Regions from separate parts of the Homo sapiens genome. Here region 2 is linked to region 1. The links are chromatin loops, found by intact Hi-C in ENCODE. Cell type or tissue: B cell. All regions are shown on one strand. Region 1 has its middle 10 kb from the start of SLC9A8. Region 2 overlaps B4GALT5 (beta-1,4-galactosyltransferase 5).

What was found. Hi-C counts contacts between places; a loop is a spot of excess contacts. Peaks named below come from ENCODE experiments on the same cell type or tissue, not always from the same donor. Only the 100,000 strongest peaks of a DNase experiment are listed, where the experiment ranks them.
Region 2: a loop joins it to region 1, with 11 times the contacts of the local background. A loop is called at or near these places in 4 of 110 quality-filtered maps.

The regions. Positions count from the first base shown.
Region 1 is chr20:49,800,831-49,804,830 of GRCh38, forward strand. No RefSeq gene overlaps it. Among named protein-coding and RNA genes, the nearest start is that of SLC9A8, 10 kb to the right of the region's middle. RefSeq lists an enhancer at 2,111-2,240. In B cell, no CTCF peak of the experiment used is centred here; DNase peaks (open chromatin) are centred at 121, 1,281 and 1,861; H3K4me3 peaks cover 784 bases; H3K27ac peaks cover 1,290 bases.
Region 2 is chr20:49,666,444-49,670,443 of GRCh38, forward strand. The region is part of intron 1 of B4GALT5 (beta-1,4-galactosyltransferase 5); the gene reads right to left. Among named protein-coding and RNA genes, the nearest start is that of B4GALT5, 45 kb to the right of the region's middle. In B cell, no CTCF peak of the experiment used is centred here; DNase peaks (open chromatin) are centred at 2,308 and 3,418; H3K4me3 peaks cover 1,128 bases; H3K27ac peaks cover 467 bases.

The DNA of each region.
Region 1 (4,000 bases):
TGAGTCATCCTTTTTAGTGCCTGCACTTATTCTTCTATTACTAGATAATTGGGCTTTTTCTAGTTTCCCCCTACTAGGAAATAGAGAGAAACTTCCCTTTTGGGCTTTAAATTAGACAAGAAAATATGCGGTTAGATGTCACCACAACTTGTACTTCTTTTTTTTTTTTTTTTTTTTGAGACAGGGCTCGCTCTGTCACCCAGGCTGGAGTGCAGTGGTGCGATCACAGCTCACTGCAGCTTTGACCTCCCAGGCTCAATCTATTCTCCCGCCTCAATCTATTCTCCCACTTCAGCCTTCTGAGTAGTTGGGACTACAAGTGCACACCACCGTGCCTGACTATTTATTTCTCTTTTCTGTAGACATGGGGTCTCACTGTGTTGCCCAGGCTAACAACTGGTATTTCTAACCCAGGAGAAGCAACGAAGGGCTCAGCCCTACTTTGAAGCAATCGCCCCATTATGCACATATATATTGACTGGGGGAGGTTATTTTATTTAAGAAACATCCATGAAGTACTTATGTGCCAGACAGACATGGCTTCAAGAACTTCTGAATAGGCTGGGCACGGTGGCTCACGCCTGTAATCCCAACACTTTGGGAGGCCGAGGCGGGCGGATCACGAGGTCAGGAATTCGAGACCAGCCTGGCCAACATGGTGAAACCCCGTCTCTACTAAAAATACAAAAACTTAGCTGGGCGTGGTGGTGGGCGCCTGTAATTCCAGCTACTTGGGAGGCTGAGGCAGGAGAATTGCTTGAACCCAGGAGGCAGAGGTTGCAGTGCAGTGATCCGAGGTCACGCCATTGCACTCCAGCCTGGGCAACAAGAGTGAAACTCTGTCTTAAAAAAAGAAAAAAAGAAAAAAGAACTTCTGAATATTAGCTCACTTCACCCAAAAATAATACTCTGAAATACATACCAGGGAAACTGAGGCACAAGGGGGTTAACTTGCCCAACATGACAGAGGCAGTAAGTGGCAGTGCTGAGATCTGAACCCCGGAAGCTTGGCTCCAGTGTCTGGGTTCTTAACTCCCAATCAGCCTCTCTGTCTACCCCTTGGCCCAAGAGAGCTGGCCCGCCCTGGGGTACTCAAAGCAAACCCACTTTCAGCTGAGGACTGACGGCAGCAAGGTGAATATATCTATTTTTCCTTTTAAGTGATACTCATGTATTAGCTCACAGTTCTGTAGGTCCTAAGCTCATGCAGGCTCTGCTGTGTTATACGTTCAGGGCATCACATGGCTGAAGCAGAGATGTCAGCTCACTGGAGTCCTCATCTGGAGGCTATGGGAGGAATTGGACTCTTTTCAGATTGTTGGCAGAATTCAGTTCCTTGCAGCTGTAGAACTGAAGCCCCCATTTCCTTACTTGCGATTCTCTCTGCAACTAGAAGCTTCCTGCATTCCTTGTCCTGTGGCCCCTTCTTTTTTTTGAGACAGAGTCTCGCTCTGTTGCCCAGGCTGGAGTGCAGTGGCGTGATCTCGGCTCACTGCAAGCTCCGCCTCCCGGGTTCATGCCATTCTCCTGCCTCAGCCTCCCGAGTAGCTGGGACTACAGGCGCCCGCCACCATGCCCAGCTAATTTTTTTTTTTTTGTAGTAGAGACGGGGTTTCACCATGTTAGCCAGAATGGTCTTGATCTCCTGACCGCGTGAGCCACCCATCTCGGCCTCCCAAAGTGCTGGGATTACAGGCATGAGCCACCGCGCCCAGCCTATATCTTTTTATTTATGGCAAATATTTTAACTGTCCCACAGATTTGTCTTGAATAAGAAGCAAAGAGACGGGAAAACCCCTTAGAAACAGGTGTGTAATGGGACTTTTCTTTTGTTTCAGTTTTGGTTAAGGGCTTCGTGCTGAGGTACTGTGGCTCTCTCTAGAGACAGCTGAATGTCTGCTGAGTTAGAAAAGGGGAGACTTCCCCAAACCGTCTATGAACCCTTAGCCCATCACCTGTGTTGAGGGTGTACCGGGAAGACTTGAGGATTACTGAGGGGAAAATAGAGGTTATGGAGAAAGTTTCCCCTTCATTGAAAATGCCTGGGCAGGGTGCGGTGGCTCACGCCTGTAATCCCAGAACTTTGGGAGACCGAGGCGGGTGGATCACCTGAGATTAGGAGTTCGTGACCAGCCTGGCCAACGTGGTGAAACCCCATCTCTACTAAAAATACAAAAAATTAGCTGGGCGTGGTGGTAGGCGCATGTAATGCCAGCCACTTGGGAGGCTGAGGCAAGGAGAACCCAGGAGGCAGAGATTGCGGTGAGCCAAGATCGCGCCATTGCACTCCAGCCTGGGCAACAAGAGTGAAACTCCATCTCAAAAAAAAAAAAAAGTTTGCAAAAATAAAAAAATAAAAAATAAATAAAGGGCCGGGGACAGTGGCTCACTCCTATAATCTCAGCACTTTGGGAGACACGGGCTGGCAGATCCCGTGAGCCAAAGAGTTCAAGACCAGCCTGAACAACATGGCGAAAACCCGCCTCTACAAAAAAATACAAAAATTAGCCAGGCACAGTGGTTGTGCCTGTAGTCTCAGCTACTTGGGAGGCTGAGGTGGAGGATCACCTGAGCCCAGGAGGTTGAGGCCAAAGTGAGCAGTGATTGTGCCACTGTATGCCAGCCTGGGTAACAGAGTGAGACCCTGTCTCAAAAATAAAATAAAATAAATAAAAATTAGAAGAAGAAATAATTGAAAATTCTGAAAAACATAAAATAAAAAAGGCAGTTTCCTTGGAGTTTTCTGTGCTACTGTGGACATAGCACATAGTAGGTGCTTAATCCATACTTAATGATTTATGTCAGGTGCTAGTCTAGGTACTAGACCCCCTGTGAGCCTAATGGGGATGACAGGTCACAAGGAAGTAAATTTGAAAAAGAAACAACATTGTGCTAAGTGAAAGAAGCCAGTCATAAAATGCCACAGATTTTATTCCACTTACATGAAATGTTCAGAATCCGTAAATCCATAGAGACAGAAAATAAAGTAATGACTGCCAGGGGATGGGGCAGCAGGGAGTGACTGCTGATAGGTGCAGAGGTTCTTGTTGGGGTGCCAGAAATGTTTGGGAATCAGACAGTTGTGATGGTTGCATAACATAGTGAATACACTAAAACCCACTGAATTGCACATGTTAAAATGAAGTTTTTGTTATATGAGTTGTATTTCAATATTTATTTAATTTAATTTAATTAATTAATTTATTTTTTGAGACAGTCTTACTCTGTCACCCAGACTGGAATGCGGTGGTACGATCTCGGCTCATTGCAATCTCCACCTCCCAAGTTCAAGTGATTCTCGTGCTTCAGCCTCCCAAGCAGCTGGGATTACAGGTGTGCACCAATACGCCCGGCTAATTTTTGTATTTGTAGTAGAGATGGGGTTTTGCCATGTTGGCCAGGTTGGTCTCGAACTCCTGACCTCAAATGATCCGCCTGCTTTGGCCTCTCAAAGTGTTGGGATCACAGGCATGAGCCATGGTGCCTGGGCCATATTTCAATAATAATTTCAAATATGTTTTTTTAAAAAGGACAAAACAGAGTAACTTCACATAATAGGTACCACGAGGACAAGAGAGTGAAATGCTGGAAGATGCAGTGGCTGGCTGGGGCAGGTGGGAGACGGCCTCAGTCAGGGTGCTTCCATTGTATGGGATCTGAATTATGACTAGGAGGCAGCTCTATGTATATCTAGAAGGTGATAGACAAAGGAACAGCAAGTGCAAAGGTCCTGAGCTGGGGAGGAGCATGGCATGTTCAAGGAGCAGATAAGTGAGTTGGGATGCAGGGGAAAAGGGACAAGAGACCCCTTCAGGGAAAGGGAGCTGACCAAACAGGGCCTTGCAGACTGCCAAGAGGAGTTTGGGTTTTGTTTGCAGTAAAATGGGGAGCCGTGGGATGATTTTGAGCAGAAGAGTAACATGATCTGATACATACTTCAAAAAGACTGCTTGGGCCAGGCACCATGGCTCATGTCTATAATCCCAGCACTTTGGGAGGC
Region 2 (4,000 bases), 130 kb before region 1:
AAAATGTGGGATTTATAACAGAGTCAAATAAATTCCAGAAAAACACTGGAGCCAATCTATGGATCACAGGTTCTACCTCTTTAGCATGTCCATGCTTTTGGCATAAAGAACAGGGAAAAGGGAAGAGAATCTAAAGAGAAGAGAAGCAGAAAATGAATAAATAGAACAGGAGGCTCCCTCTCACGCTCATGCTTGCTAGTGCTCTCTCCTTCCCCCATATACAAAATACACAGATAAGACACAATAAAAATTAAGGAAAAACAAAATGTGCCAAAGGAATGTTGAAGTTTGATTTCTGCCATGCTAGAGTATCTGCAAAACCTGCATTATCTTTTTAGACCAATATTTTGTGGAAAAAGCACAACCTGAAAAATAATTCAACCTTACCCCCAAACAAGCAGATGATCAGTGTTCACTGCTCTGCACAACAGGTAAAGAAAGAATCTGCTTATTCTGCTTATAAAGAGATGGATTCCTATACAACTAATAATGCATTTATTGAGTCCTTATGTGCCAGCACCTTTCCAAATGCCTGTGTTTTATCTCATTTCATCCTCACAATAACTGAGAGGCAGGTTGTTACCATCAATTTAGAGATGAAAAAAACTCAGGTCTGAATACGCAATCTGACCATGTGGAGCCAAGATTTCACAGCAGGCTTTGTCTCCAGAGTCCAGATTTTTAACAAACATGCTCTACTGCCTCTCAGATGCTCAATCCCCTGAATCCACAGCTACTATGCTGCCCACACTTTGTTTGATTCCTTTTACTTGGATCTTTTTGAAGTGTTTTTTTTTTTTTGGCTTGTGTTGTTGTTGTTTTTTTTGAGACGGACTCTCGCTGTCACCCAGGCTGGAGTGCAGTGGCGCGATCTCAGCTCACTGCAGGCTGCGCCCCCCAGGGGTTCACGCCATTCTCCTGCCTCAGCCTCCCGAGTAGCTGGGACTACAGGTGCCTGCCACCTCGCCCGGCTAATTTTTTTTGTATTTTTAGTAGAGACGGGGTTTCACTGTGTCAGCCAGGATGGTCTCGATCTCCTGACCTTGTGATCCACCCGCCTTGGCCTCCCAAAGTGCTGGGATTACAGGTGTGAGCCACCGCGCCCGGCCTGTTGTTGTTTTTGACAGGATCTTGCTCTGTCACTCAGGCTGGAGTGCAGTGGCACGATCATGGCTCACTGCAGTCTTAACCTCCCTGGCTCAAGCAGTCCTCACACTTTGGCCTCCCAAAGTGCTGGGATTATAGGTGTGAGCCACCCCGCATGGCCAATATTACCTGGATCTTTACTGTCAACATGTCATATATTTCAGGCTTCCAATATTCCACTTCAGGAGTGGGTGCCAATACTCACGCTATAATGCATCCCCCAAATTTTATAAGTTTGAAGCTCTAATGTGAATCATGAATTTTTCCATTTTAAATCTGCTTAAAATGCTGGATACTCATACTATGCATTACATACATTAACATACATTTAAGAGAGAAAATACAGCTTTTTTAAGATACAAGGAATTTTTGGCAGCAAAATTTACACCCATTGTCTTATCTATTTAAATATTTTGGAGCAACCGTGTGACAATTTTCATACAAAAAGTGTTTAAAGAGAACTGGGAGGAGGGGGGACACATACACACATTAACAAAGTAAATAATACAAAAAAATATTTTGGGGGAAAAATTGATTTGAGGAAACTTTTGCTTTCCTAATCCTTCTCATTTGAGGCAGAAAAATCACAAAGTCATTCGTAGGTTTCATTTTTCACCCTAATTACTATTCCTAGCTATTAAAAAAATCCAAGTGGTAAAAATTAACAGCTATGAAGTACCCTATAAACATTTCCACTGACCTATTAGTCTACCATCTGTTAAATTATTAAACTGTACATAAGATTAGACATGAAAATGCTGTCTAAACAGATACTAGATGGCTGGGTAGCCTATGGTAAGTACTTTACTGATCTAAGCTTCAGCTTTGCTTCCCCCAAAATTCTTAATAGCATGACCAGTTATCAACCCTCAGAAGTACCAATATCCACATGCACAGCCACATAACCTCAGTATAAGCTTGGGTGGGAGAAAACTGTAAATTACCTTGCTGGTTCCATTGAAACTGAACACGTACACTTATCAAAACAACCCTGCGGAGAATGGGTGGGGGTGGGGGGGGCGTCAGGGTATGACGGATGTTGCTGATGGGAATGTGCTAGAGGCACAAGACCAGCACTGCCACACTCCTCTGTGGAACTGAAACCAGAACAAAGGCTCTGCTCCCCTCACCTCCGCACCCCCTCGTCCTAATCTCTGTCCGTCACCGCCCCCACTCCACCGACCAATCCCTGTCCCTGAATTGCCTTGTGGTTCCAGCCTCCCACCCCCACTGACACCTCCTCTGTATGAACGTGCTTTTGTGACACCCGCTCATACTAAGCTTTTTTTTTAGACAGTGTCTCGTCCTGTCACCCAGGCTGGATTGCAGTGGCACAAACACAGCTCACTGCAACCTCAACTTCCTTGGCTCAAGCAATCCTCCTGCCTCAGCCTCCTGTGTAGCTGGGACCACAGGCGTACACCACCACATCTGGTGAATTTTTTTATTTTTGTAGAGGTAGAATCTCACTTTGTTGCCCAGGCTGGTCTCAAACTCCTGGGCTCAAGCAATCCTCCTGCCTCAGCCTCCCAAACTGCTGGGATTACATGTGAGAGCCATCATGCCCAGCCAATACTAAGCTTTAATGTCCCTTTCCTAGCTTTTCCTGGTATCATCCCACCCCCAAGATTAGAACTGCCTACACCTATCTTTGGGCTCTTTCTCAACTGATACACCAACTTCTATCCATGACCTCTACAAATTTGAGCATGTCTCTCTCTTCCAATAGACTGTAAGCTCCTTAAGAGTACAGACAGTCTTATTCTTTTCTTCATCAACTTCTGATAAATAGTAGGCATTTAGCTATTTATTAAAGAATTACATAGGCTGGGCGTGGTTGCTCACACCTGTAATCCCAGCACTTTGGGAGGCTGAGGCAGGTGGATCACCTGAGGTCAGGAGTTCGCAACCAACCTGACCAACATGGAGAAACACCGTCTCTACTAAAAATACAAAATCAGCCGAGCATGGTGGTGCATGCCTGTAATCCCAGTTACTCGGGAGGCTGAGAAAGGAGAATCACTTGAACCTGGGAGGCGGATGTTGCAGTGAGCTAAGATCGCGCCATTGCACTCCAGCCTGGGCAACAAGAGCGAAACTCCACCTCAAAAAAAAAAAAAAAAAGAATTATAGCTTGGCACACAGATGCTGTGATAGCCGGAGGAGTTGCCTTGCTTTTTTAAGGTAGAAGTATACTGGTTTTTCTGCAACCACAAAAAAAAAGGCTATAAGCCAGAAAAGGTCATAGTGAAACTGATACTTCACCAACTGTGCTGGTGTTCGTGCAGACTGGTATAAACCCTTTGGGAAAACTATTTGCAAATTCAACAATAGCCATAAAAATGCTCATACCTTCTGAGCTAGCAAAGTATCCTAAATATGAGGCTATTCTATGCACAAAGTTTTTACTTACATTATTTCTAAAAGCAAAATCTTGGGAAACAACTCAAAATCAACAACCAGCAGCTCTCAGTGCTGCTCTGCCTGTGGAGTAGCCAGTTTCTTTTCTTCTCTAATAAACTTGCTTTCACTTACTAAAACAACAGCACATAAACTGTGACACAAAACTTGACGGAATCTTACACATCTTTAAAAGTGAAAACTATGCAACCTTATCACCATACACCTTATGTATAATATTTAGCATAGACTATCACATTTTTAACAACATGAAAAAAGTTCTGCTATATCTTGACAACTATTGCTAAGGAATAAGAACATGTATCAGGCTAAAACAGACTTGAGGCAAATTTACCAACCTGCTTTGCTGTTAGGGAGTAACAGTGATGTGAGATGACCTTTTTTCCTTCTGTTTTACCAATGTTCTTTACAACAGTAATGATTTATTTTTTTG